Regions from separate parts of the Mus musculus genome. Here regions 2 and 3 are each linked to region 1. The links are chromatin loops, found by intact Hi-C in ENCODE. Cell type or tissue: gastrocnemius. All regions are shown on one strand. Links, peaks and the distances in the headings refer to the core of each region. The heading gives the core; the rest is flanking DNA.

The links. Peaks named below come from ENCODE experiments on the same cell type or tissue, not always from the same donor. Only the 100,000 strongest peaks of a DNase experiment are listed, where the experiment ranks them.
Region 2: a loop joins it to region 1, with 5 times the contacts of the local background. A loop is called at or near these places in 36 of 42 quality-filtered maps.
Region 3: it touches region 1 in a loop (8-fold over the local background); 38 of 42 quality-filtered maps call a loop at or near these places.

What each region holds. Positions count from the first base shown.
Region 1 is chr17:43,261,198-43,271,358 of GRCm38, reverse strand. Adgrf1 (adhesion G protein-coupled receptor F1) reads right to left here and starts at 1,012. Exons shown (of 16, transcript NM_133776.2): 1 at 875-1,012. In gastrocnemius, for the core only: CTCF peaks have their summits at 4,112 (motif pointing right) and 6,022 (motif pointing left); DNase peaks (open chromatin) are centred at 4,144 and 5,997; H3K4me3 peaks cover 352 bases; H3K27ac peaks cover 375 bases.
Region 2 is chr17:43,602,395-43,612,555 of GRCm38, reverse strand. It overlaps Pla2g7 (phospholipase A2, group VII (platelet-activating factor acetylhydrolase, plasma)), which reads right to left. Exons shown (of 12, transcript NM_013737.5): 8 at 9,615-9,728; 9 at 7,908-7,999; 10 at 5,151-5,321; 11 at 1,139-1,287; 12 at 355-713. The coding sequence ends at 577. Among named protein-coding and RNA genes, the nearest start is that of 1700071M16Rik, 16 kb to the right of the region's middle. In gastrocnemius, for the core only: a CTCF peak has its summit at 5,421; a DNase peak (open chromatin) is centred at 5,644.
Region 3 is chr17:43,455,364-43,465,524 of GRCm38, reverse strand. Adgrf5 (adhesion G protein-coupled receptor F5) reads right to left here. Exons shown (of 21, transcript NM_001081178.1): 21 at 5,968-10,161. Among named protein-coding and RNA genes, the nearest start is that of Gm25135, 6.2 kb to the right of the region's middle. In gastrocnemius, for the core only: CTCF peaks have their summits at 3,183 (motif pointing right), 4,787 (motif pointing right) and 6,694 (motif pointing right); DNase peaks (open chromatin) are centred at 4,798 and 6,711; H3K4me3 peaks cover 185 bases; H3K27ac peaks cover 1,729 bases.

The DNA of each region.
Region 1 (10,161 bases), core at 1,413-9,412:
GGCTTCAAACTCTTTGTAAAGCTGAGACTGCCCTTGAACATCTGATCCTTCCACCTCTACCCTGCAAGGGCTGGAATTCCAGGCTGTGGCACCATGCTCAGATGTAAGTGAAGATTTTTATGGAAAATAAAACCGTGACCTTTTCTAGGCCTGTGGGGTCATCTTATATTTCCTCGGGGAAGAAATAAGGGGCAACCACTGTAAAGGACAATGGCTTTTCTGAGAGTCACGAAGGGTGTTCAGTCGGGAGAAAACCTTCAGATTTATACTGGTCCGTGCAAGGTTCCAATAGACACATTCAATAGACCGCAGTGGAAATAAATTTACTTGTCTCAGACACTTAAGGTGGCACAAATTTGTGATCCCAGAACTTGGCAGAGGAGGCAGGAGGATAAGGGATTCAAAGTCAAAGCCAGCCTGGGTTACACCAGTTTGGGGCCAGCCTGCACTACATGAGACCTGTCTGGACCAAAACAACCTAATAAATAAAATCCATTTTATCTTCTCAAGCATGCACTTGAGAAACAAACAAACAAACAGCAGTTATTTTTAACAGGCTCCCTGGAGGAAGCTGTCATATGTTAGGGAGTCGAACTTCTCAGGTCCGTAGCAGTGGCCTGCCCTGTCCTGGGGAGAACCCTTGTCTTGCAGGGGGGAAAAAAAAATCTAGCATTGACATGGAGAAAAATCTCAAGTTCCACAGTTGGGGAGAAACAGAGCCCTGTTGTTTCTAACAGTTGCTTCAACGACTCCCTTCCTTGTTTATCTTTTCAGGAAATGAGATGTTGAAATCAGAATATTCCCCGTAGAGTAAAACACAGCTTAACCAACAGCGCTTGGGTCCTCAGGAATCACACAACAGCTGTTAGCTTACCTGGGACTCTGGACTTCACAGCACAGCTGAGCCTTTCTCCAATGTTCCCCAGCCACTGACACCGTTGGGAGATGCCAAGGGACGCTGGTGACCCAGGACAGGACTGGCAGCCACAGGTCCACTGATGTATCTATCACCAGCTCAGGCCAGGTTGCTGCCTCTGCTGAAAAACACTGGGACACACCCCCTGCAGAGGGAAAGCCAACAGACTTTCCTGCACTCCCTCCCGCCCACTCAGAACCAACATCAGAGCTTGTAAAACAGGCAGTCCAGAGACCAAAGACTTCCCGTTTCTGCCACCAGAGATGTGAGGCTGAGATTGACTACAAAGGGGACAAATATGCTCTTGGGCATGCAGATCAGGACCCTACAAAACATATTCCCTTAGGTGCTCCTGTCCAACCTTTCTGGACATTTTGGGGAGTCACACCCCATAAAGTTGAAGAAATGCATCCCTCCCTGCGGAAGTTCTGAGGAGAAGCAGGTGAGTTCTGTGGGAGGGTAGATAAGATCTCTTCTTTTCCAAAGGTCTTACTCAAAGCTGAAGCATCACCATACAGCTCGCCTGAGTACAGGGCCCACAGACCTCCTCATGGAAAAAAACCGTGGAGCGGACAGCAGCTAACAGGACAGCCGGGACGGGCTGAAGGTGAATGCCTTTTAATAACGATCACGTTCTATCTAAGGTTTCATCCAGCTTAGAAACTGAAGGGTGACCTCTCAATGATGACCAAGCTGACTCGTGAATTGCTTTGTGGTCAACATAACTCTCAACGTGAACAGCCTCATCTAAATTACACAGGGGGCAAAAATGTGCTATTTCTCAAAGAGGAAAATGTCCCTGAATTCAGTGAACGTCCTCGTTTTATTTTGCTTCCTTTAAGTATGCAGAGTCTACAAATGGTTCGAGGTGGTTTTACAGTACAAATTCGAGAATAGCATAGTGTTGGGTAAAAATAAAGAGCCAGGAATGTTAGCTGGGTAGGGTAGCTAATGCCTATAATCTCAGCATATGAGATGCTGAGGCAGGAGGATTGCTTTGAGTTCAAGGCCATCTGAAGCCCTAGGCTACAAGCCAGCCTGGACAGAGTGAGAATCCACCCACATATACATACATACATACATACATACATACATACATACATACATACATACACATATATACATAGATACATATATTCATACATACACACATACACGTGTGTGTGTGTGTGTGTGTGTGTGTGTGTGTGTGTGTGTGTGTACTGCCTCTGTACTGGTTCTGTTCCCAATACCACACAAACCATGGTTGTGAGCATCTGTAATCCTCACACTTAGGCAGTAGAGGCAGGAGGGTCAGAAGTTGAAGGTCCTCCTCCTTGGGTATATGATGAGTTCCAGGTTTTCCTGTGCTATACAGGAAGATCTTACCACAAAAATAAATGAATAGATAAATAGACATACAGACAAATAAACAAGGGAACGCTTAAAAGGTAATGTCAAAACCGTGCAAATGATAATCGGAGTGATTATTATGTTTTACCAACTCAAAACTTCATGCTCGGCCCAGAACTCCCTAAGATCCGTGAACAGAAGGGAAAGGCTTATCTACTGGGGTGTCCTCGTCTCCTTTTCAGAGTAAAGGAAGCCTCACCCTAGGCAGGGGAAGATTAGTGTAGGAGCAGTGAGTTTCAGGGGAGACATCCTTGTGCTTGGGGTGTATTTCCAACACGAGAGGCTACTTAATCTCTCATCAAAGCCATCAGGGTCTTGAGGCATATTCTTAACTCGACTCTTGTTTTCCACACAGCTGGACTGCTCAGTCTATATTGTAACCCTTCTCCAGCCAGTGTAGATCTGACACAATAGGAAACTTAGCAGGTAGATGGCGCCCATCTGAAAACGTCCATTATATGAGGGTGCTGGCCACTGTCTATCAGTCTTGGGGATAGGAAACTTAGAACGGAATGGAGTTAATTTTATTTTCTTCCTATTCTCTTATGGCAGAGTTCTGCCTCTCCATACCAACCGGTTGTGAGAGGCACCAAATTTCCCCGCAGAACAAATGGCTGAGAATGTCTAGACATATATCCAGCTCCATACCCGGCAGTCTAGGATTAGAACAGGCGTTTCTTTTGCTCTTGCCATATTAAAACGTGCTGCTCGCAGAAGCGCCTTAGTCGCCGACAGCTTCATTGCAGGCAGCTCATAAAATGGGGCCGGCCAGGTGTGACGGGGTACACTGTAGTCTCAGTGCTCAGGAGGCTGAGGCAGGGGGATTGCACACCTCAGAGGCTAGCTACATAGTGAGTTCCAAGCCAGCCAGGGGTTCATAGGAAGACCCTGTGAAACAGGAGAATGTACATATGGAAGTAAATAAAATGGGGTTGGAAAACCTCCAGGTTTTATTGGGCAGGATCATGGCTGGGAAGTCGGAAAGTAGTCATGGAGGGGGACCACGAAGCAATAGAAGGTCAAATGGAACAGTTGGTTCACAGGAAGCTAGATATAAATCACTAGAAGTTCAGAGGGAAGGTCCCTTACTCACCTTGGCTGTGTGGTGCTCAAGCAGTTCTTAGGGATGATTGTGAGGCTCTCAGCTCCAAGGGGGCACTACCATGTCTCAGAGCAAAAGCACCTGGGAGGATGCTAGAAAGTAAGCAGTGGCCTTGGGAGACTCTCATGACTACGTTGGTTTGGGAACAGGAAGGAGGATATGAACCTGAACCACGAATACTGAATAGTTTGTAATCCCCAATCTAAGAAACGGAGGTCACACTGTGTCCAATATTTAGGTTATTTCAAAAATAAGATGCATTTTTGAAACTGATGACCCAGCAATAAGCCATTTATTTATTCCTTCTGGTTTCCTCATAAAAGCCAAGAACACGTGAAGCTGAATTCCTCACTACTTCCTGGTGAGGTTGTGGGGCATAACCAAGATACCACTAAGGAAGTGACAGAAGGAAGCCGTGTGGGTTTGGTCATGTGACTGCCCTAGGTCTCTCACCATTGTGAGTTCAAAGCTGGGTTAACCTATGAAGGAGGCCACGCTTAGGACCTAAATGAACACGCCTGAGTGAAGCAGGAGGTAAGTGTTCAGCTCTGTTCATAAAGCAAGCTAAACATGTATTGGTGTGTTCTATCCTCTGTAGATTCTCATTCCACAAATGCAGGAGACGCAAGAGCAAGATTTAAGAGGAGGAAGAGGCACTCCGAGCTGCACTAGCTTCATACAGATGTGTGCAGTGCTGGAGGTGACCAGTGGGGGGCGACAGATCACTTGGAGCCAGAGTTACAAGAGGTTGTGAGCCCCTGTGTGGGTGCTGATTTGTGTAATCAGTCTGATTGCTTTTGCTTGGAGTCCCATGAACACCCAGGGCTAAAGAGGGTGTGGAGATGCACCCGAGTGATCTCAGCACTTGGAAGTTCAAGGTCATCTACATCATAGCACTAAATTTGATATCTGCTAGGGATAAGGGAGCTCCTATCTCAAAGTAAGTAAGTCGATGAGGCCTTTTTATGTTGTTACATTTATTTTTGTGTTAGTTTTTTTTTTAAAGATTTATTTGTTTTAATTTTATGTGTATGGGTGTTTGTCTGTATTTAAGTATACTTGATATGTGCAGTGCTGGAGGTGGCCAGTGGAGGGCGACAGATCACTTGGAGCTGGAGTTACAGGAGGTTGTGAGCCCCTATGTGGGTGCTGGGAACTGAACCCAGACTCTTTGCTAGAGTAGTCAGGGCTCTTAACTGAGAAGCCTCTCTGCCCTTCCTCTCTACAATCACTTTTCTTTGGGTATTTTGTCAAAACAATAAGAAAATCAGCTAAGGATTTCTTAGGACAGCATAAGACAAAACAGTCTATGAAGACGTACATGGCTCTGAGCGCTCATTGCTGGAGGCAGGGTTAGCTGGGTGGAGATGACTGGCAGATTTCGGGACAAGCCTTAAACCGGTGTTTCTCAACTGTGGGTCATGGCCCCCACAGGGGTCACATACCAGATACCTTACCTATCAGATAATTACAGTAGCAAAATTACAGTTATGAAGTAGCAAGGAAATAATTTTATGGTTGGGGGTCACCACAACGTGAGGAAGTATATTAAAGGGTCGCAGCATTAGGAAGGCTGAGAACCGCTGGCTTAAGCCTTTGTCAGAGTGACTTAGGATACATGCTTTCGGAGGTACAGGGTGTTATCACACAATGGTATTGCTGTTGAAAGTATGACCAAGGGTACTCAGGAACGTGGTGGTGGTACATGCCTATGATCCCAGCATTCAGGACGTAAAGGCACAAGACTGTGGGAGCCTCTTTCACCCCAGAGACAAGCATGCCAACGACAAGGGTAGGAGCTGACTGAGAACAACCTAGAGAGGAGTTGTGTCATATACTTATCCACCGTGACTCACTGAGACACTAATATATACAAAGTGATTCTGAGCAGTCTCCATGACTTTTGTACTCTCTGTAGCAACTTCCCTCCCCACCCCTAGAAGGGGGGCAGCTCCCACTCTTGATCCCATTTTACAGATGAGGAAGTTGAGGCGCAGTGCTATTGAGGAAATGAGACACCGGGAAGCCAATGCAGCCAGACTGGAAAGTCCAGTCTGCTCGCCTGTATACTACTGTTTCTCAAAAACCAACAAGGAACACAAGCAGAAACATCCGGCCTTGCTGACTAGCCACGGAAATGATGGGTGTACGCACAGGTGCTGAGGAGGTAGAGGGTTGTAATCATGAACCTTCCAGAATAAGTCAGAAAGCCATGCACAGCTGAGAGACTCCATTTGCCATTTCATTCAACATCCGACGAGCTACTGAATGCAAGGTTCTGGGTAAATTCGACAGAGCTAGGCAAGGCGCCCATCTGCTGCTCCGTGAAAAATGTGAAGGGTTTGCATGCGGCAGATTGAGTTAGGAAGAAAGTTAGGAACTACAGGGTAAAAGAGTCATTTCCTCCCTCCTTTTGCCTGTGAGCGTGCGTGTCCATGCGTGCGCTTGATGTGCGTGTGCCCGTGGGCACGTGTATGTGAAGGCCTCAGATGTGGCCAAGATTAAGATGTGGCTTTTCACTTCTGTTCCCTTTCTTTTATCCAGCCTCGGCGTGACCGCCGAACTTCAGAATGTCTAAAGTTAAGCAAAGGGCGCCATCTAGTGGCAAGAGCACACTGCAGCAGGTGACGCCACATGTTGATAAAATCATGGCCATAGGTGTGTGGGCACAGGGATCTGAGGGCAGGCCAGCAGTTCACCAAAGGAATCAGGAACCAGGCTTGTCCTGTCTACTCTGCGGGTAGTCCGTTTGCAGCACGTTTTGCTCGTTCATCCGTTTATTTCTCCAACACACACTTATGTTAAACGTTACTAGGTCCTAGATTAAGACAAAAACCAGACCAAAATCTGCAATTACTACCTTCAAGGACCTGACAGCGTGGTGGGAAATGGGGCCAGCAACAATCAGTTAACATCCGCAGTGATGAGGGCTGACCTCCTTATATCAGGGAAGACCGTGGAAGAGGCACAGAGATGAATCATAGCAGGTAAGAAGAAGAAATATCTAACCCACAGACCTCAAACTGGCACCCCCACAGGCCTCATCTGGACTGCAGATGTGTTTTGTTTGGACCATGCAGTGTTTTTATAACTTGGAATTAGCTGCCGATGCCTAAACGTCATGGGATTTCACATGAAAACCCAAATTTCCCATTCTTTTAGAAAACTGAAAGATCCGTATTCCCACAGGGTGACGTTCAGTTAAGCTATGCAGAAGTGCACTTCCTAGGGCTCTTTCATAACAGCCAATAATTTGCTTCTTTCGATGAACTTTGGCATGTTTTCAGGTAAGCGGAATACAAAACCCAAAAGCCCAAAAATTCACTGCAACGTAAATTTCACAGCCTGCCGTGTCTCAACAGGGATCTCAAAAGTATCTTCTTTGCCAATCAGATATGGCATAAATGTTCATCCCTCCCTCACAATATACATCAAAATTCATTTTATCTAGGTACACATTTTCAACACAAAATATAAAGTGTGAATGCATTAGAAGAAAACACACCATTGCTGTGTGTCTGCTGGCTGGGTCAGTTACTTTGCTGCAGCTGAGATAGAATGCCAATGCCAGAGGGTGTGTCAGGAAGGAGTTTATTTGAGCTTGTGGTTCCAGGAGGATAAAGTCATCACAGACAGGAGGCACAACAGCAGGTGACAGGTGTGATGGCAAGAGCGAGAGACAGAGATCCTACGACCAACTACAAATATAAGGCAAGGGGAGCAAAAATGGATGGAAAGCCTGGACCAGTGATGTACTGTCCCCGTAAGGCGACAGCATGACCTGGCAGGAGTGGGTGCCTTAGCAGGGGGGGGGGCATGCTGAGGCATCTCCACCAACGCCCCTCCCTCCCCCCTCATGCTCCCAGGTACCAGAACTACAACGATCTGTATAAAATGAAGTTTATTTGGGGCATGAGAAGTGGGTGTGGGAAAGAAAGGTGTCTGAGAGGGACAGAAAGAGAGAGAGAGAAAGAAGGGAAGAGGCCAGCCTGAAACAGTGGGTAGGAGCGGGAGTAGAAAGGGGGGGGCACAAACAGTCCTTTTATAGCAAGGCAGGCTTTTGCTAGGTAACTTTTGGGCGGAGCCTAGAGGAACAGAGACCAAGTGTTCAAAAGCCTGAGTTTATTGGGACATTTCTCATTCAAACCACTGCATTCGGCTCCCTGGTCCCCATAGGCCTATAGCCATACCATAATGCAAAATGCGTCTAATCCAGCTTCAAAAGTTCCCGTGGTCTTTAGCAGTCTCCACACTGTTTAAAAGTCCAAAGTCACTTCTGAGACTCGTGGCAATCTCATTATGACACCACCACCACCACCACCACCACCACCACCACCACCCCACCCCCCGTGAAATCAAAAAGTAAATTACATACTTCTAACATATAATGGCACAGAATATGCAATGGCATTCCAAAAGAGAGAGAGAGAGAGAGAGAGAGTGAGAGTGAGCGAGTTGGGAGCATAGAGAAGAATAATAGGATTCAGAAAGACATCATTCAAATCCTGTAGTTCTGTGTCCAGGCTTAGATGGTGGCACCAGCTTTGCTGTCTGCAACACACATCTGTCTCTTAGGCTGGTTCTGCTCTCTGTATGCAGGTCTCCCTGAAAGATAGCTCAGGGCTGCAGCATCTCAAGTATCTAGGGGTCTCTAATGAAACCCAGGCTTCACTTCTGTGCATTCACACAATGGCCTTCTGCCTTCCTAGGGCCTTCCTAGAGGCATTCCTCTGCCATACAGTTCCTGGCCTTTGCAGAACTGCAGAGAACCAATCCGAAACTGCAGAGGACGAATTCATGACCCTTTAACTCTTTCTTCCTGCACAGGTCTAAAGTTAGCTCTACCTAGATGACACTGGCAAGTGCAGGTGCCAGCTTGGGATGGACCCTGCCCACTTGGATCATATTAGCAGCAGTGATATTATTCAATTGCTTCCTAAGATCAGAAAACACCTTAGGCTCCCCAAATAACACAAGGCGGAAACTTAGCTGAGTAGGATCTTACCCCAGGACAATCTTCCCTTCTTACAATGTATATGGATCAGGAGACCTTTCCTTAATGGAGTCCCCATTAACAGTTATAGACTTTCTTCCAGCACATGCCTTTCCTGCAACATTAAACTACCCAATGCTCTTTTTTTCTCCAAATAGCATATTTTGTATTTCTTTCTACCCCATTCACTCTTTTAAAAAGTGCAGACCCGCATAAACATACCAGTAACAACCATGCCATTGAGTCAATATTATGCAGTCTCAGAATTTCTCTAGCCAGAGAAATTGGCCCATTACATTTTAATTTTTCTGTATGCAAGTTCTCAGGACATGGGCAGAAGGCAGCTAGATTCTTTGCCAAAACTGCACATGACTAGCTTTTAGCCCATTTGCTGATCGTGCTCCTTTCTGAGACCACATAAGCTGGGCCTACAGAGTCTGTCTTGCTCTCAGCCCTGCTGGCATTTAGACTCCCGTTAGACAGCTCTTTAAACAGAGCTTATCGCATTTAGACAGCTTCCTAGTTCAAAGTTCCAAAGTCTTCCACACTCCTCCCAAAGCAACAGAGTCGGACGCTTCAGAGCAGCAATCCCCTCTGGATATGTCTACATCCATTGCTTTTCTGCTGCTGTGATAAAACATCACCACCAAAGGCAGCTTGAGGGAGACAGAGTTATTGGGGTTTACAGTTCCAGGGGGATAGGAATCCATCACTAAGGGAAGACACAGCAGCAAGTACCAGGCATGACAGGAGCAGGAAGCTGAGAGACCACATCCTCAGCCATGGCCATGAATATGAGAGAACAAACCACAGAGTGAGGCTGTCAACTCTCAGACTCTGTTCCCAGTCATGCATTTCCTCATCCAAGGCTGCACCTCCCTATACACTCGTCAAACAGCACCGCTAACTGGAACTGTGCTCAAAGGCTTGAGCCTACCGGAGACCTTTCTCATTCAAACCGCCACACCGACTTGATGGCAAATGTAGTTCCATTTTGTGTATGTGTGTGTGTGTGTGTGTGTGTGTGTGTGTGTGTGTGTATAAATGTGCATGAATGCAGCTGTGTTGAAGACAACTTTGGGAGTTATCCTTCACCTTCCACCTGGTTTGAGATAGAGTTTCTTGTTTTTTAGGGTGCCGCATGCCAGGCCAGCTGGCTCATGAACTTCTATGGATACATGCCACGAGATCCAGTGATCCTATTTTAAGGTGTGTACCCAGGAGAAAGAAAAATAATATGGCATCACAAAAAATTATATGCCATATTTATGAGTTTATCCTCAATAGCCAAAATATAAATAAACACACACAGAGACACAAATGTCCATCGGTAGGTGTGGTGGAGTGTTGTCAAGTTGACAGAATATAAAATCACCTGGGAGACAGAGATTATCTTTTATATCATCAGCAGCACATATTATTATAATTCGTGTGAATTGACATGGGAAGATCAATCTTTCCTATAATATCACTTGCAGAGTATTCTCCTTAGGATTCTCTTGTGACTCTGGCTACACCGCCATGGTGCAGTCACCTGACCATTTTTAACCTCTGGCCAAACTTACATTGCCTTCAGCTGACAGCAGCACCTCCTGTACGTTAGTCTAACTTCTCTTCCAATACATTCTTCAATTTGACTTAACATCAATTTTCACTCTTCAGAGCAGACTCTGGTAGAGACCATTTGCAATATCAGTGCCTTGTTTGCATATTTTATACTCATTTATCCTCATTGGTAAGGCTTGGCCACACACCTGT
Region 2 (10,161 bases), core at 887-8,886, 340 kb before region 1:
ACAGCATCACCCATCCTGCATTAGGACTGACTTCGTGATCAGATCAATGGATGCTCCTACCCTCAGCCAAAGGTCATAGAGGCATGCCACCAGATTCCACACAAGCTCTCCCGCTGCTCAGTCTTAACTCTGCTGCTCAGACTTACAGAAAGCCAAAGATGGGATAATCTGTTTCATTGTTTAGTTTGTGATAATCTGTTTCATTGTTTAGTTTGGAAATCTTAAGTCATTTCCAATGTGTTTTGTCTGGCATCGTTCCTGACTAGAGGCTTTAATTGTAAATGTAACATGAAAGTAGCTTTTCATTTGACACTTAAAGGACCAGCTTTGTAAAATTAAGATTTAGACAGACAATCATTTTTGTATTCTCTATTTTATATTCGTTACATTTACAGGGGGAAAAAAATCTTAGGCTAGGCGTTCATCACTATCCTACAGTACAGTGTATATTTAAAAAATGCTTATTTGGGTAAATACATTGCTCGCGCGCGCGCGCGCGCGCGCGTGCGCTCTCTCTCTCTCTCTCTCTCATGTCACTCTACTTTTAAAAGGCAACTGTGTAACAAGCAAGTTCTTCTAATTCTGGGTCTGTGATCCTGGAGAGTGTTGCTGAGCCGGGACCTGGGTGACTGCGTCAAAGGGTGACCCAGGAATCAGGTTCTCATCATCTCCTTCCACCAGAGGGTCCCACTGATCAAAGTCTTTCTGAAGCCCTATAAAAACCACAAGAAAACTGTCAAGAATGTTAAACAGCCGAGGGCCGCTAGGTGGCACCACAGAGCCACAAATTACAGAATCATCACAGTGATAATGGAATTCCTAGGGCCCAGGTTGCATTCGAAAATGCATAACCTCCAGAGCTGCTTCGAGACAAGCAAGAGGCTGTCAGTACCTTCAACATGTAACTCCACTCTAGGGTTCATAGAAGGGCTGTTAGCTTCAACGAGTACATATATATGGTATGCATATATGCACATGCACACACATTAATGCAAGGCCACATACTCCTCTTTTTGAAATGTTTCTTTTCAAATTGATTCACTGCTTTGTTTACCAAAAGCCAAGTGGAAACAGCTACAATAAGACTATGTCCCTATTTGATCCTGAGAACCTAGCAGAGGAACGTGCTGTTTCTTACCTAAATGCTTTTGTAAGAAAGCCATCGAAGCTTTGTTGGTGAGGTCGATGGCTACTCTGGAATCGATTTCTCCTTTCAGTGTCAGCTTGTTTCCAATTATTTTGCCAGTTACAAAAGTAAAGTCGTCAAAGTTCTGGTGCACTGAGCCCCTAAGAGAGAAAGATACTTATAAATCATGTTGCGTGAACACACACACACACACATGCACATAATCTGATCATTTTAATGTAGCTGAGGGTCAAAGCTGTTTACTTAAGGATTCTAAAATATTTGTGCCCTGGCTTATGTTTCTTGTTATGATAAATGCCACAACCAAAAGCAACATGGGAAGGAAGGATTGATTTCCAGATTGCACACAGACCTTCACTGAGGAAAGGCAGGGCGAGATCGACAGGAGCTGGGAGGAGGCAGGAACTGAAGCAGAGACTGACTGTGAAGGAGTGCTGCCTACTGGCTTGCTCTCCGTGGCTTGCTAGCCAGTGCTCTTAACCACTGAGCACAGAGGTTTTTTTTTTTTTATTTTATTCTCACCAAAACCAGAAAAGTAACCAATACTATATGTTAGAGAGAGAGAGAGAGAGAGAGAGAGAGAGAGAGGAAAAGGAGAAAAATGAAAAGGCAATTTTCTTTCTCTTTTTCTCTTCCTCTTCCCCACTAGTTTGCTGAACTGTATTTAATCTTGAATATTGTAATATACTTGTTGTGATGGCTGTCATGACATTAGGTGACTATCAGTAGGTCTGCACAGAGAATCTGCATGACTGGATGAAGGAATAGTCCCCATCAAAGCAGGATAGTGCAAGGTTTTGTTACATTATAGAGAATGGTTCACACTTAAAAAAATTGTTTATTTATAGAATTTTTTCCAGTAAATGTCTCCTGATCACAACTGGCCATAAATCACTAAAACTATGAAAACAAAAGTCAGAAACCCAAACTATAGATAGAGGGTAACTGTTCTTTTTTCTTTAAGGCATTTTTATTAGATATTTTCTTCATTTACATTTCAAATGCTACCCCCAAGGCCCCCTAAAGGGGAACTGTTCTAAGTGCAACCTTTTTGTCTCCCCCCCCCCAGTCCTGAATTAACCAGGTTTTAAATAGTAGAAAGATGAGTTCCATTTTTGCTTGAGGGTCTTTTAAATAATTACTTTCATTTGTGTGTGCATGTGTGAGTGTGCATTTGCTGGCAGGAACCAGAAAAGTTCACTGGATCCCCTGGAGCTGGAGATGCAGGCCTTTGTAAGCAACCTGACACGGGAGATGGGATCCAAAATCCAGTCCTCTGCAAGAGGAACAACTGCTCTCTAGCCCCATGAAAGGATACAAGCACATGATTATTATTCAGGGCATCCATTCATAGCGTTGTGGAATTTATAAACTCATATATTGTTCCAACAGGTAAACGTATACATGCTCTCGCCTTTTCTTTAAAGACTTTACATGGCCTACGGATGAACTGTTGTGCCTCAATACTGTATGTATTGATGTTCAGATGAAAGTAGGCAATACTTTAGCTATATATTAACTTCCACTATAAGAACTGTGTAAATAACAGCACTAAGAGTATTTTCTTTTACGTCTGGGGCTGGAGAGATGGCTCTGTGTTTAAGAGCACTTGCTGTTCTTGCAGATGAACTGGACTTAATTCTCAGCTCACAACTGTCTGTAACTCCATTTCCAGGGGGATCTGGCATCCTCTTCTGGCATTTGCAGACACTTCCGCACTCTTGGTGCACAGAGAGACAAGCAGGCAGAACACTCACATGTATCCCATCAAAAGAGAAAGAGGGCATGGGTGGGCGGGGCCGGAGGTATCCCAGAGGACTCTGGGGCAATGCCACTATGATGAGCCAATATGTGGTGGAGGGATGGGAGAAAGAAAAATGGAGTGATCTGTGCACTAAGTGGCAGAACTGGGGATTTGAAGGTGGTAAGGAACAGCCTGGTGTGAGTGGCCTATGTTGCCACCTGAGCCCATGGTAAGGTCCCAGTGCTACCACCAGGACCATGTCTGGGTCCGTGGTCCTGCAATAGCAGGGGTCTGTGTTGATGTCCACAGCCCAGGTTGACACCAAAGGCCATGTAGCCATTTCTGGTCTAGGCTGCCGCCTGGGGCAATGTCTTGAGGGCTGTGCAAAGCTGCCCCCTCACCAGCTTTGGCATGCAGGAGAGCTGTCCTCGCCCCTCACGTGGGCAATGTGATAGAGCTGGCCCTGGTGGCAAGGTTGCACAGGACAACTGGAGGGCTGACTAACTCAGCTACCACCCAGGGCCAGATCCAGGGCTTTGGGTTGGCTCACACCAACATCTACCTCATCTATAAACTGCTGGACTGCATGAAGGGGCAGGTCGTGCAGAATCAAAGCTGCAGGATCTCCATCACACAGGACAACAACGGGATGTCCGAGAGGCATCCTGGTGAGAGTCCAGTATAGTGTAGCAGAGGCCAGACGCCTTGAACCAGACCAGTGACTCATTGCGAAGAACATTCACAAGTAAAGCTGTTTAGGCAGAAGGGTGTACTGTGTGACACACTGCAGCTTCCACAGTGAGAATTCTTTCTTATTTTTTAAAATTTTAATTTTAATTTTTCGTAGGGGGTAGGAGGTAGAGGAGGTTGCAAGGGCAAAGGGCAGATATGGAGGGTCGGGGAGATGAGTGAGTTTGGGGTGCATGATGTGAAGTTCACAAAGAATCAATAAGAGTTTAAAAATTAAGGCCATTGATTATATTTTGGTAAGCTTTTCATGGCCAGCATGGTTATTGCATAGTACCAAGAAATCAATAGCCAACGTTTGTAACATCGCTAATCTCCTTACTAAAGCAGCTAGTGTCAGTCTGGAAGACTTTGCTGCTTTAGATTAGCAAACAATTTTTAATTTCTTTTTAATTCTGGGATTAATAAAAATTTCTAATTGAAAGCCGGGTAGGTACTATTTTAAAAAAATCCAAGCTTTTATGTTACGTCCTCGGATCTACTTACCTTCTCTGGATTTACTCCAGACAAGACACGACACAGTAATACATTAGACATGCAAAGTTAAAAATGTATGTAGCGGGTTGGTCTAGTACTGCTCTGTAGTCCAGTGCTAAATACTGGTCCCCAAGGTCTGGTTGCCTCAGATGACATCCTCATGAACACCAAAGGATGCTGTGTAAATCAGGCCTCCCAATTTGTCCCTGATTGGTTAATAAAGATGCCTATAGCCTGGGCTGGGCAGAAGAGTGGGGCAGAGCAAAGGTTCCCTGAACTTGGGATCTCAACAGGAACCACAGTAGGAGGAGACGAGGAGGAAGAAGTCACTATGGGGTAGGTGGATCTTGAACACATGACCATGGGAGCTGGCCTGATGGAGCAGGAGCAACACAGATAGAACACGTGGCAAAGAATATCTTGGGAGTTTTTTTGTTTTTGTTTTTGTTTTTGTTTTTTGGAGACAAGGTTTCTCTGTGTAGCCCTGGCTGTCCTGGAACTCACTCTGTAGACCAGTCTGGCCTCGAACTCAGAAATCCACCTGTCTCTGCCTCCCAAGTGCTGGGATTAAAGGCGTGCGCCCCCATGCCCGGCTCAGGAGTTTTAACAGTGAAATAGATAAAATAGCATAGACGGTTGCTATCTCCTCAGCTCTAGTGTTTTAAGGCTTATTATAAATCTAAAAGGTCTCTGTGTCTTTTATTTGGGAACTAAGTGGTCTGAAATGGAGTACAAACCCCTTTTGGATATTTAAAGGCAACAAGGGAGTAATAACAATGACCACAGCAAATGTATTTCATTGTACTGTTGAGATTATTTTTTTATTGTAACATTGTATGACAGACTAAAATGTTTACTTGTAACTTTGTTTTAAAAACTAAAGTTTCTCATTTTACAAGAAAATAAAAGAAAACCTAAGAGCACTGAGGACAGACTACATTCTATGTGTTAAAAATCTAACAACACACAGCCATTCTACAATGTCTCCCAGAAGTTCCAGGTGTTCAGATCACCCTCCAGGCCAGGGGCACTTACTTGATTGTAATCATTTTCCTTTCCTTGTCAGGCTGGTAGAACTTTTTCATTTTTGCGATGTCCTTTGGAGTCTGGAATTTGGCAGAGTTGATAAAGAGGAGAGGCTGGAGGGTTCTGGAGTACAGCTCTTCGTTCACCGGATACATCCATGGATCAAGAGCAACTCCACATCTGCAGACATCATTGGCAATGACAGAGAATGGCGGGTTACAGACTAGCCAGCAGAGGCCTTCCCACGGCACCACCTGCCGGGGAGCTACAATCAGCTTTGTAATGAGGCTGATCTAGACTCACATGAGATTATGTTCCTTAAAGAATCATTACATAAAGAAAGCTGTATCCTAAAAGTTTTTTTCATGTTCATTTTGTCACGCGGTTTTCAAAATACATTTAAATAAGTTGTGATTTCCTCAAAACTGAGAAATGCAAGTTTGCCCTATTTCTTCTGTTTCAAGGCTGGGGTGGGGAGTGTGTGCATTTCCCAGAGAGGCCAGCAGAGGGCGACAGATCTCTTGGAGCTGGAGTCATAGGTGGTTAGGAGATGCCTGACATGGTGTTGGAACTTGAGTAACAATACATGCTCTTAACTGCTGATTAATCTCTTCAACTTGTTTCTAGAGTCTCAGGTGTGTCTCACAGTGTGGGTGATGCACCTATTTCAGAGTCATATGATACACAGACATGTAGGATTATATATACAGAGCAAAACACATGAACCATACCATGTGGAAATAGAATTTTGGAGACTTGGAGCAATGGCTCAGTGGCTGAGCCTTTACTGTTCTTGCAGAAGATCATACTGGATGGCTCACAACTACCTGTAACTTTATCTCTGGGAGATAGGACACCCTGAGCCTCCTTGGGCACCTGTACTCACACACACACACACACACACACACACACACACACACACACAAACACGCGCGCGAGAGAGAGAGAGAAAGAGAGAGAGAGACAGACAGACAGACAGACAGACAGAGACAGAGAGAAACAGAGAGAGAGACAGACAGACAGAGAGAGAGGATGCACATTCACATGAATAAAAATAATGAGTTCACATGATTAAAATTTTTTTTAATTAAAAATCAATTTTTTTTTCTTCCCACGATGTCTGGTTCTGTGCTCCCTAGGGAGACTTTTGGAAAATCCATCCATATGCAAAGGGGTAGCCAGCAGAGGTGCCCGTATATCGAGCGCACGGAAACATCTCAAATGGTCCAGCTCACTCCCTAAATAGACCGTTCCATGTGAGTCTAGGATGAAGTCGTTCAAAAAAGAAAATGTTTCTAAATGTTAGAAAAAAAAAACTGGGATCTTGTCTGACTTTTGCCCAAATAAATCTGTGATTTTTGGATCCCGCCTCGCTTGAAAGACAAAAGAAAAGAAAAACTAATGAGAAACTAAAAACCCTAATGTCTTAGGGAAGATTGGAAAAATGGTAGCAATATTATCAGACACATGTCACAGAAAAGACATATTGATGAAATTCCAAGTGAATGGTTAAATCCTTTATAGATAAATAAGGACAATGGGGGATGGGCAAGGATAGGTGGGAAACTGCTTTTAAAACTAACCTATAAAGTAGCAGGATTCTGTATGGCGTGCTCATGCATACTTAGTTTGGGATGACCCTCCCTCTGCTCTCTCCATCTCCATCCACATATCCCCACTTAATATCTTAGGCTCTATTAGGCTCTCCACTCTCTCCCTCAGAGCCTCTGCTTCACTGCTCATGAGACCGTTTCTAGTTTCCTGGCCTCTACACACATTCACCCAAATGGTGCTAAAATCCAAATTTGAGAGAGACATGGATGCACATAAAATAAACAAAGAACCCAAAACAACTAAATACAAGAAAACAGCCCAACAACAACAAAAAGAATGGGCCAAAAATGTACCAAACTAAGAGTTCTTGGACAGAAAACAACTGGCTAATAAGTACTTCTAAAGGCGTTCAACATCTTTAGCCATTACGGAAATGCAGATTAGAATTATGTCAGGAGGCCATTTCATCCCAGTGAGAATCAACAAATGCTAGCAAACGCTGGGGAAAGGGGCAGCCTTATTCACTGTTGGTAAGGGTGTGAACTGGTGCAGGCACTTTGGAAATCAAGGTGGAGGCCTTTCAAAAGGCTGAACATATTGCTACCGTGTGACTCAGCTATACTGGTCCAGGGTGTACACCCAAAGGACTCTGTCCTACTACAGAGATGCTTGTGCATCCGTGTATATTGCTGCTCTGTTTTCATGGCAAGAAAAGTGTTTTAGTAGCAGGACAAAAAAAATGGTTTCTGTCTAGGAAAATCTATAAACTTAATGAAAGAAAGAACAGTTGTGAGGTGAGAGCCAGAGAGATAGCTCAGTAGTTTAGAACGGTTGTTTCTCTGGGCAAGAATATGGGTTGAATTCCCAGCATCCTTATGGCAACTCACAACTCTCTGTAACTATAGTGGCAGGGCAGTCGATGCTCTCTTCTGACCTCTTTCAGCACAAAGCATGCACACAGTGCACATACATGTAAGCAGGCAAAGTGTTCATACATGTAAAATGAAAACAGCAAATATATATATATATATGTATATGTGTGTGTATATATACATATATCATATATATATATATTATATATATAGTAGGATTTATCAACCCCAAAAGATCCCTTAATCACTGGAACTTCAGGAAACCAGTTAACTGTCATGTGTTACCCATGCCCTCTCTCCCAGTTATCTTCAGCTGTTTTGTTTTGTCTTATTCTCTTACCTGAATCTCTGGTCCTCACTAAGGGCTTGAAGAACTGTTGCTCCTCCAAAAGAATGTCCCATCAAAGCTATTTTAGTCTCATCAATAGCATCCTGGGTGAAAAAGCAGGACAGCAAAGTTACCATCTCACCCAGCATTAAATGTACCCAGAAGAGTACATTAAAAATTAAATTAAATTAAATTAAAAATAAAAGAGTACATTAAAAATTCTATCATGCAATCATTATTCACTTCATGGTCTTGATAAATATCTTGATGACTTATAACATAGAATGTGCATGTGTGTGTGCGTGTACTCACACACACACACACACACACACACACACACACACACACACACACACTCAGAGATAAACCTATTGGTCTTTATCACCTACACCCGACAGTACCCCCTCTGATACCGAGCTCCCTTGTGAGTTCTGTCTCACATTATCCCATGATTATCAGCTTATTCATCCTAAGCATATTTCTTGAATATCTGCCATATCAGACACCATAGTCTCATTTTTAGTGAGCTCAGTTTATTGTGGAAGAAAATGATAGCGATTTTTGATATTGTGCAATGCACACAACATAACACCCTGAGACCAAGGAGCTCTATGGTAGTACAATAGCCAACCCAGGCTCTGCAAAAGCCGGGGGTGGGAGTGGGGGCTTCTCAGAGGAGGTGATGGCTGACTTGAGTGTTGAAGATGAGACAGGAGTTAGTGAAAAGGAAGTATCTGTGTCAGGCCAAGGGGACATATAGAGAATCATGAAGACAGAAGAAGGTGTCTTGTTGAGCATCACATCTCGGTTGTATCTAGAGAAGAAACCATCATCTTATTCTCAAATCCAACTACTTCTAGTTCCTTCTGCACTGAGCTATCTAACCCCCAAGTCATGTCCTTCACACTTACAAACACACTTACAACCCCCAACCCCCGCCAAATGTCATTCAAAACATTTGGCCAACTCTTTCAAGGTCAAGCTTAAAATGATGCCATTATTATTCAATAAATTATACCTCCCTTGTATATATGAAGTTGAACCATATGAAACTCCACTTTTCAGCTCAAATTGGCAGGTTCTATTTACATACAATTCAACCTGACACAGGTTTCACTGGTTCCTTCTTTGCATGATTGAGAGCGTGTGTGTGTGTGTGTGTGTGTGTGTGTGTGTGTGTGTGTGTGTGTGCGCGCGCGCATGCCCATTCTAGTTCTGGTATTATTTCTCTTGCTGTAATAAAATATCCTGGAAAAACAGTCAAAGTAAAGGAGAGAGGGTTTATTTTAGCTCACAACTCCATGTATATAATTCATGATGGCATGGAGGTCAAGACGGTAGGATATTAAAACAGGTAGCATCAACAATCAAGTGCAGAGAGAAATTAATCTATGCATGATCTATTTGCCTGCTAGCTTGTTTCACGTGTGCTTAGCTCGTCAGGACCTCCTGCCTAAGGATTAGTGCTGCCCACAGTGGACTAGGTCTTCTCCCATCCATGAACTTAAGACAATCCCCTACAACCATACCCACAGACCAACCCAATGTAGACCAATGAGTCTCTCTTCCCAGGTGAGTCTAGATTGTGTCAGGTTAGCAATCGAAGCCATCATCTATCACAAAGCCTCTTCTCATGTACCTTGCGGTATAGCAGAAAAGAAGCAAGTTTTTAAAATAGAAACACAGTCCAAGGAAGAAAGGGCTCTGTTAAAAACTTGCCTTCAGCTGTTTCATGTCAAAAGCTGAACCTAGTACATTCTCTTTTGGGTCTCCATGTTCAATGTCAAGAATCGCACTGAGAGCCCGGGAACATTCTATTGCTCTTTGCTGAACCTAATACAGTAATTAGAAGGAAAATGATAACGTAAGATATTATAACACCTTCATGTTTGTGTAGAGTTGCCTGTGGGAGAAATGGTTAGTTACACACTGCAAATACTTCATCGAAAAGCAAAGGGGATACAAGCTAGTGCTGTGACTGGGGTTCCAGCTTGGGTAGCAGCTGCAGCTAGGCTCAGCTCACCTCTGGTTTACCCGCTGTGTGAATTCTTTGGGTTTATATTTATTGTATGGTAATATTGGGGCGGAATATGAACAAAGTCTATCCATTCCAGAGAGGATGCCAACAGACCAAATAGTGTGTGTGTGTGTGTGTGTGTATGTGTGTGTGTGTGTGTGTGTGTGTGTTGACGCAAAAGCCATATCCTTTAAGCTGTAGAATGGTCTTCTGACCAATAGATGCTTCCCGCCTATGCAACCTCAGGGA
Region 3 (10,161 bases), core at 2,162-10,161, 190 kb before region 1:
TAAAATGTTTTTATTTTTTAAAAAGTAGGCATATATGTGTCTTGCGCGCGCTCGACTGGCCAGGAAGAACGACGCTGCAACAGGATCCTTCTGCACACGTTTATTGGGAGAGCTTGATTGTAGAGGCGAAAAGACCTCGAGCCCAGAACTGGTGCTGCTTTTATAGGCCTAGGACAGGCGTTCTCTCTCATCTGATTGGTTAACTTGTCTCTCATCTGATTGGTTAACTTGTCTCTCATCTGATTGGTTAACTTTTGTCAATTCTCAAAACCTCACCTTGGCAAAAGAACCTTTACTGGCTATGTATGTGTGGTGGCCAGCTGTAGCCAACTGCCACTCTGCAACTGCCACTCTGTAACTGCCACTCTGTAACTGCCACTCTGTAACGGCTTCCCACATCTCCTCCTTTTTGTTTTAATAAAATGAGGCTGGTCTAGGCCTGTGCAATTACGTCCATCCGCCGTGGCTCCTGTTTTAGGTCATTCCTCTAATGTCACAGCCTTTCCTGTCATAGGGTAACCCTATCGCCACTGGGCCCCGTGTCTTAGGTTGGTCTGTGCATGAGGAAAGTTGCCCGTCTCTGGATACCGCAGTGCTGTGTGACAGTAACTGCTAAATGACCTAGGGCGAACTCTGCAAAAGAGGCCAGCCAAAAAATGAATTAGTGGGGAAATCATGATCACCCTATTGATGAGCAAGGGCTGATCAATGATCATTGAGTCTCTCTCATCCCAGTGTCGTGGGGTGCAAGAGCAGAGAACTCAGATGCCAACTAATTCTTGAGCATAGATAACCAAATTTCAGGGGAGGTGCCGTTTTCAATAGCTAAAAGTGCCTGAGTTATAATCACCTTGTCATGTTTTTGTTGGGTTCTGAATTTGCATACCAACCAGAGCATGAACACCAGTCCACAGCATATGGCAGCACCAAACAAAATCACTCCCACCCATTCCTTAAAGTAAGAAAAAGCAGAGGTAAGCCAAGAGGTAAAGTCTCCGAGGGTCACTGGTTCCACTCTGGTCCCATTAAGGTTCAGGATCTGCATCTGCAGCCTCGTCTGCAACCTCTCCAGCTCCTGCGACCAGTTCCCCTTCAGGTAATTCGATAGGTCTGTACTTTTAATAAAATAATTATTAATGTACCTATTGGGAGTAATGCACACATGCAAAGTGGATGCCACACAACTCATTTGTATGACATCCATCATCTGTTCCATGTCATGTTGTAAAATATCCATTCTCTGATTTACTAACATTAACCCTGAGGTGATATGAGAATCCACCCTTTGCAGGGTAAGCAATGCCTCAGACGTTTTTTCTGCTATCTGACTTATAGTGTCAGCAGTATTAATTTGATCTGCCCAATTAGAGATAATCTTTTTCTTAAAAAATATACAGGGTGTAAAAGGTTTATCCACATTATGCACAAAGCATAATGTATAATTTAAATGAAAACTAGTATTCTTATACACCCATGGTTCTTGAGGAGTTTGTCGTGCATAAGGCACATCCAAAAAACATTCCTTTGCAAAAAACAAAGGCTAGGTAGAAGAATTGGAATGTACCGGTAAAGGTACTGGCCATGATCTTACTATGGCCCTCAAAGGTATACTTATCCCGGTCTCAATCATCAGGAACAGGATCATCTTGGGATTCATCTTGATCTTTCACGGTCCTTGTCAGTCATTCTGGGACCCACAGCTGTTGTCAATGATCCTGGGGAAACAAACAGACCCTCTCGCCCATGTCAACACCGTCAACACCTGTGGGCAATGATTTCCACGCCCTTATGGCAATCTGATTCACCTGCTCAAACACCTGCACTGGATATCTTGTCTGTTGCTGTGCAAAGCGACCTTGACCAAGCAGCATATCCCTATCCCATGCTGGATTTCCTGCAGCAGAGTTAGCCACTGCCTGTTCATTTGCAAATTCAATAAGGAAGGCTTTCCAATCTAAATACTGCCCAGGTGAAAGGCATGCCTTCCTCCTCCTCCGCCTCGGCTCTTTTATTTTGTCCTTTCTGTCCACCTGATAACACTGTGTCTCCTTTCTTTTTCCTTTTTCTTTTTAAGCCCTTCTCCTCTTCCGACATACTTTCTTGTTGCTCTGTAAGGATTTTCTGACCTGTCTTGACTGCCTCTACACACAGTTTCAAACAGTAACAGAGTCCATATATCAGAACAAACAAGACCAAAACTATCAGACCTACCCACAAAGGGTCAATAGGAGAAAAAAGCATAACTCATGAACCTTAACTTGTCCCAAAACCGGGAACCTTAACTTGTCCCAAAGCCGGGAACCTTATTGTCTCAATCCTTTCTTTCCTTCCTTTCCTTTCCCTTTTTTTTTCTCTTTCCCCTTTCCTTTTCATCACTATTTCCTTTTCTTTATCACTGATTCCTTTTATTTTTCCTCCCTTTTCTTTTCCTTTTTATCCCCCTTTAACCCGGGGATCAATTTGGGAGACTTACCAGTACCACTGTTCCTCAGCTGAAGAGTTCTGAATTCATGCTGTTGAATCCTTCTCAGCAGCCTGTTTTACAGGAACCTTTATTACCACCGTTCCCCAGCTGAAGAGTTCTGAATCCACGCTGGATCCTTCTCAGCAGTCTGTTTTACGGGAACCTTTATTAACCGCTCCTTCCCCGTGATGCAGTTCTGAATCCTCCCTGTAGCAGGGGGTCTTCGCTCGTGCCTGAAGATGTTTCTTTTCCCAGGTTTTCGGCACCACTTCTTGCGCGCGCTCGACTGGCCAGGAAGAACGACGCTGCAACAGGATCCTTCTGCACACGTTTATTGGGAGAGCTTGATTGTAGAGGCGAAAAGACCTCGAGCCCAGAACTGGTGCTGCTTTTATAGGCCTAGGACAGGCGTTCTCTCTCATCTGATTGGTTAACTTGTCTCTCATCTGATTGGTTAACTTGTCTCTCATCTGATTGGTTAACTTGTCTCTCATCTGATTGGTTAACTTTTGTCAATTCTCAAAACCTCACCTTGGCAAAAGAACCTTTACTGGCTATGTATGTGTGGTGGCCAGCTGTAGCCAACTGCCACTCTGCAACTGCCACTCTGTAACTGCCACTCTGTAACTGCCACTCTGTAACTGCCACTCTGTAACGGCTTCCCACATATGTGCAAATGGGTACAGTTAATCATAAGGCCAGAAGAGGGCAGTGTGTACCCTGGAGCTGGGGTTACAGAGGTTGTGAGCCACTTGACATGGGTACTGGGAACTGAACTTGAGTCCTCTGGAAGAGCAGTAATAAACTCTTAACTGGTGAACCGTCTTCTAGTCTACAGAATGACATTTGAGTTAAGTTTATTCTGCAGTGAGACCATATTCAACCCCATTACCCTCTCTTCTCCCTCCTCCCCACTTCAGCTCTCTGCTTCTCCCTTCCTCTTCCCAAATAGTCTCTACTCTACTTGTGTGTGTGTGTGGTGTGTGTGTGTGTTTGTTGTGGTGTGTGTATGTTGTACTGTGTGTGTGTTGTGTGTGTGTTGTGTATGTTGTGGTGTGTGGGTATATGGTCATGTGTGTGTAGTGTGTGTTGTGTGTGTATGTAGTGTGATATGTGTGTGTGTGTGTGTGTGTGTGTGTGTGTTAAATCTAGGAGATGTTTGTCTTCCTGGATCAGACTTACATTTCATAGCACAACCATCTCCAGTTACATCCATTTTCCTCCAAATGACATTATTATACTTTTCTTTGTGGCTGAATAAAACTCTTCGGTGGGTGAGGTAGAACATGGAATAGGAGAATTCAATTTTTCTTTTGCAGCTTCGCTCATGGAGAAAGTGTTCTTATGAAACATGGAAGGCCCCTGCCCATTCTTCTTCCTTAAGCACCTTCCAGAAGCCTGTTTAAAAATGTGGGGTGATGGTGATGGCAGGTGTGCAGGTGGGGACAGGGTGGAGTGGGTCACTGTTTCTGGGCCTGCCTCTAGATTTGATTGGTCGCATGAATAAGCTTTTGTTAGTGGAAAAAAAAAAAAGATATATGTATGTATGAGTGTGTATACACACACATGTTATATATGTTACATATATGCTACATATATGATATATTACACACACAAACACACATATACACACATATGTATGTATATATACATATACATACCCTCCTGACTGCAAATGCCCTATGTATGGTTCAACCGTGTGTGTCCACACCTCTGTGTGTTTCCTAACTAGTCCCTGCAAAGATCATAATGTCACAGTGGAAGGACATGGTCTAGGGTAAAAGTCTGAACTCATGTCTGGGATTTGAAAACCCACCAATCCCTGAGCTTGAAAACTTACCAATCCCTCGGCTCACCCCAAGCTCAGGACTTGAAATCCCATCAATCCCCACTCTGGATATCTCCGCCCTGGAAAACGCCAACCCCAAGAAACTCTATATAAAGCCTGCCTCCTGTTCAGCTCTTTGCTGCTTCTCGACTGAGCAGACGCAGCCACTTTCTTGTGTCTTTCCCAGCAAATCTGTGTGCGCTCTGATGTGCAGTGTGACCCTTCGGTATTCTTTGGCTCCCAACTGCCAGGATACTTCTCCACTCCCCTCAGAGCTGTAACAGGCACATTGGGAAAACCTTTCCCTTCAGAGCTGTAATATTTACAAGCGGGAGGGGGAGTGATTCCTTCCTCCCACCACATCCGTTATGCTTCATTCTGTTTAGCTGACCTGAGTTACATCACTGTGTATTGTCCACCAGAGACCCTCAGCCTCGGACTCCACAATGCGCCAGTTAGAACCACAAAAGAGGCACGTCCTCTAATGTCCACCAGGTGGCGAGCAAGCTTCAGGAGAACCAAACAGGGCGGGCCAGGGTCCACAGGATTGAGGCCAGCTGTCACTTATTAGCCCAGCTGGAGATGTGGGAGAGGAAGCTGCTTCAGACAGCTGTGAAATCATGGGGGAAAATCACACGGTTCCAGGAAAAAAAAAAAAAAAAAAAAAACAGCAAATGGATGTAATAATTTTCCTCAGTTAATCAAGGGTGGTGGGGGAGGGAGGTGCTGAATGGCAGGATGGGACACTGATCAAAATCGCTCCCAAGGAGGCTAAGCAAGAAGACATTCTTGAATTCTATTGTCCAGTGCTGCTGGAACTGGGGCGTGATAGCAGTCTTCCCAGACCTTGCCCAATCGGTTCCTTTTGCCTTTTATTCCCCCCGCCCCCGCCCCCCAACCCCTGCTACATTCCTTGGGGCAGTCCATTTTATTCTGTAATAGTTGCAATCATATTTCACTGAGCTCTGAATTAAAGAATAAAAGCCCTGCGATGGGAACTGGCTCGCTCCTGGAGCTCCTGCTCAGGTCCCATTTGTGAAAAGGCTCCTGACATGCTTCCGTTTCCGTTTCTCACCCAGCAGCCTGTCTGGAAGGGGCTGGACACGTGACTTCTGTTTTAGCTTTGTCACGGGTGCCAGAAATCGGATTTTGGAGGTGAGGAAAGAACCCCACAGCTGAGGTCCTTCATGGCTCTCCAGTCCCTGAATTAGCCTTCGGAAATAAATACAGGTGTCTTACTCAGAGTGGGCTTCAGTCTTTGTGCCTACCTACCCTCTTCTTGTAGCCGTTCCCACTCCAGAAGCACAGGTGCAGGAGCCTTGCCAACCTCAGCTTAGGCGAATGTGCTAGAAAGCATTTGTGTATATAGGACACGGGACTCTCGGTTCAGCCAACCAAACCACACATGTTGGAACAGACATGAGTTGATTTGTTTCCTAGATGTTTAGGTCCCTTTGAACTTTGCTTCAAGGACCCCGTTTAAAGCACCTGTGTGGCGCTGGATCATCACAACATTCCTGGGAGTCTGGACCGTGCGACAAAAGCTGAGGGACCCGCCAGAGCTCAGCCATGAGCCTCTGGCATCCTCTGGAAGTCTGAAGGCCTTTCTGGCTGATTCGTGCAATCATGAGACAGCAGCACCTGACCAACAAATGGACACCATATGCAAAGCGAGCCGGGCAAATCATTAGGTATTTTATTATGAGGAAAGACAGCATCACTAATACACTGATATTTTAGTAGGACATGACTTTAAACTCTGAGTCGTAATTCTAGAGACCTACGGCATCTGGTTGCAATAGAAATGCTATTTCTATTGTCTTTAACAATAAGTAAGAAAGAGATGTCTGTTCTAAGCTCCTTCTTTGAGGATTCTCAAGGAACCAGACTTCTATTGACCTGGGTCCCTGGATTCCTCTTTGGGGTGCAAAAGCCCATACACAACATTTCTACATGGTGCAGATAAAACACTTTCTCCCTGAATAACCAGCCCACATAATTTTTTTTTCTGTCTTTGTAACTGGCTGTGACTTACTGCTCCACTCACCTGCGAATAACTCCCACATGCCTCCCTCCACACTGGCTGCTGCTGTACTCTCTCTCATCTTTGTGTGTATTTTCTCCCAACACAGACCTCTCTGAGGTGCCCTGCACAAATCACAAAGGCCCTGACTTCCCTTGGCGTTTCTTCCTTTCCTCCGTAGGTGATGCTTACGGTATTCCCTGAGAACACTGCTGTGAATTAATGGTGTATTTCTGGATTCTCCAACTTCACAACCCCTGAAACATTCGCATGGATCATTTTGCAAGAAACTGCCTGAATGAAAAGTCCCTTAAGGAAAGTTGGTGGCCGGTGGAGGAAATCTACTTTACATAATAAAGACATGTGGGAATGTGGGCAGTAGGTGGCGCTCTCTTAGCAAAGTGAACATGACTCACTTGGCACCCAGGTCAGAGAACATGCCTTCTCTGTCGCAGTCCCCCCTTGCTGCCGCAGAACTGGGCACCGGCTCTAGCTTTCACGCAATGCACAGACCCTACGTGTTTCTGTCTTTTACAACTTTGGATGCGATGTTTATTTCATGGTTTCATTTAGAAATGTTAATATGGGGTTGCATATACAGTGGTGGGCAGGAAACCACGAAGTGCTCCTTCTGTATCTCGTTACATAGATTTTTCTGGAGTTTATTTTCAAACCCTTAAGTATGTGTAAATGTATCTGGATATGTACATGCATGCAGCCTCAAAGTCAAGAGGAGAGCAACAGATTGCTGTCAGCTGGTGGTAACAGGCGGTAGTGAGCTGCCCAGCGTGGGTGCTGGAATCCGAGCTAGAGACTCCTCTGGAAGAGCAGTATATATCCTTAACCACTGAGCAACATCTCCAGCCTCCTTTTCTGGGATTAAGGGCTGTGCCTTGAAAGATCAAGGTACGTCTGTGTATGTGCGTGTTGGAGTGGATATGTCTGCCCCCTCTCCTGAATCCTGCATTTACAAACTAGCAAACTTCCCATGGGGATTTTAAACCAAAAGCCTTTCAGCTGGGACAGAGATGTGGTGGTTCTCATGATGACGTCTGTATGTATGTGCCTGTGTATTTGGGTGTTAATGTGTGTTCATATGTGCCTGGGGGTGTGTATGTGTGTGTGTGCGTGAATATATACATATACATATGTGTGTGTGCGCGCGTGCACATGTGCGCACACATGTTCCTGTGTGTCTTGATCAATCTGTAGGTCTGTGTATGAATTCATGTGTGCATTAGAATTTGTAGGCATGCTAATTGGTGAAAGGGAGACGTGTCTCTCTGAATGCAAGCAGGCAGAGGGCCAGATCTGCATGCTATGGAATTCAGCTCAGAGTTCCTACTATTATGCTACTGTGGAGGATCTCCTTACAAGGTCAAGCCCCATGGCTCCCAAGAGGCACCAATGAAGTGGGCCAAAGCTCAGTGTACTTTGGATCTTTGCATTCTTGAGCACAACGGCCCCAGCCTCTCCTGGTGCTGAGCTTCCAAGACGTCCATGTTGCCTTGTTATACCATGCAAATCCCTCTGGCTTGATGCTCCTTAGTGCAACTCAAGGGGCTGAACATTCCTGGCCATTCTTTCTCTGGCACCTGATTCTGATCCAAAGGATGTCCCATCCTAGACGCCTCTTGTCTTCCCTCTACTGAACTCTGCTCTGCTTTGGAGACTCCCTGGAGATCTTATCCACATTTCCTGTGGATTCCTTTCCTGTAAGAACTTTAAATAATGAGCCATTAAATTGGGATAGGCGTGTGGTGTTTCTCACGCAAGTGTGGGAAGATGGCACTTAAGCAGAAACGGAACCCAAGGGACGGGACTTTGTATGCCCCACTCTGCCCTTCCGCTATGAAGAACGGAGAAGCAGAAATAGACTTCAAGCTTAGAACTAAGAGACTGAAAGTACCTAAAACTATGGATGTCAGACCTCAGACTCTTCTATCTTGTCTTTCCCAACGAAGGACCCACACAGTCTCTCACTCTATAAAAACTCAATGCTGCACGTCGGTCCTAAAGGGTCTGCAGCTTGTGGTTGTTTGGATGTGAATTGTCTCCCATAGGTCCACGTACCAGAACCCTCTGCCCCCAGTTGATGGTGCTGTTTGGGAAGATTATAGAACTTTTAGGAGGTGGAACCTGCCTAGAGGAAAGATGTCACTGTGTGAGGGCTTTGAGTTCTCATAGCCTGATCCCACTTCCAGACTGCTGAGGTGGTGGGTGTGATGGGCTGGCTTCATGCTCCTACAGCCGTGCTCTCCCTGCCGTAATGGGCTATATTCCGAAGGGTAAACCAAAACAAACCTTTTTCTCCCGTAAGTTGCTTTCATCCATGTGTCTTACTACAGCAATGAGAAGTTAACTGACACTGTTCCTTTGGGTTGACACCCTGATGTGGGGTGCATGCTTGCTCTTGGATATGGAACCTGGTGAGTTCTAACATGGATGCAGTTTTAATAAATATCTGTAATTTGAGAAACACACATACAAAAAAACCACACGGGCATAAATTCAGAATCTAATTCTTGGGGGTGGGGGTGGGGGATCTGCGATTTGCTTATCGAGCCAGGTCCTTTTTCTCCTTCCAAGTGGCTGCAAGAAACACCAATCAGACCATAGAAACTCTGAATGTATATTGGCCTAGGAACTTAGAAGGCTGGGAAGGGATAGAACACAGCAATACAGACAGCACACCAAGGGCTGTCATCACCACAGTCACAATGAAGTCACGAGTACAAAATAAAAATGTACATGCTACATAATTATTAAATCTATTCTACAATGCACAGAGAGTACCCGGTTAAAGCTGTTGTTACATGTACGACAGACGTAGGACTCTGAGCTCAGTGCGGTAGATCAAGTTTGTCAATTATGGGATTAAAATATGTACATATGCATGCATGGCTTTCAAAAGGCTGAACAAATTAGCATACAATGCGTATCTGACAGATCATGAGAGATGAACCTTTCTTGAATCTTACAGAGTGGCTGTCATACGTGCTCTGCATGTTCACTGTGCTTTGCTCAGACCTTGACATACAAAGGTTCATATGTGTCCTTGTCATGAGAACTGTGTCTCCTTGGGTGCATTGCCTGCAAATATTATTATCCAGCCAGAAGCATCCTCGTGCCGACTCTTCCTTTCTACTTTCTTTTCTACTTTCCCGCCTCTCTCTTTTATCCTTTTAGCTGGGAAAGATCAGGAACTTGCTAACTATATCCCCCATGACTTCATTTCATTTTGTTTTTGAGCCATATATTTTCATTCTCGGAGCTGTGGCAGATGAGTGGCCATATTAGAGCACAACTGTGGAAACCTTAAAATGTGCTCCCTAATGTTTTCTACATTTTCCTTCCTTCCTTCCTTCCTTCCTTCCTTCCTTCCTTCCTTCCTTCCTTCCATTCTATCATCTTTCCTCCTTCCTGCTTATCTCCCTCATTCCCTCCATCTTTCCTTCCTTCCTTGAAGTCACTGAACTCCTGGATACTAGCCTTTTACTTACTGTTTCAATCAACTCTTATCTTTGTAGCCAATGGTGTGAGTGTGTGTTTGGGGGGGTGTGTGTATAAAAATCTCCTCAAAATTCTATTTTACAGTACATAGAGAAAAGTTGAGCCTTGTGGGGAGGGTTCTTTTAAATACTATACATAGTTGGCATTACACATGGGATAGGGCTAGGAGCAAAAATAAACATGGCCTTTGCTTTTAGTCTGTCTTTACAAAAGAAAACATCTTCTCTATTGAAAGAGTCTCTTCAGCATCTGCTCCCAGAAGTCTGCAGAGAGAGCACGTTACCCATAGATTTGGATGGGTCTCTTTTCCTGCCACGGACCCTGTTTCGGAGA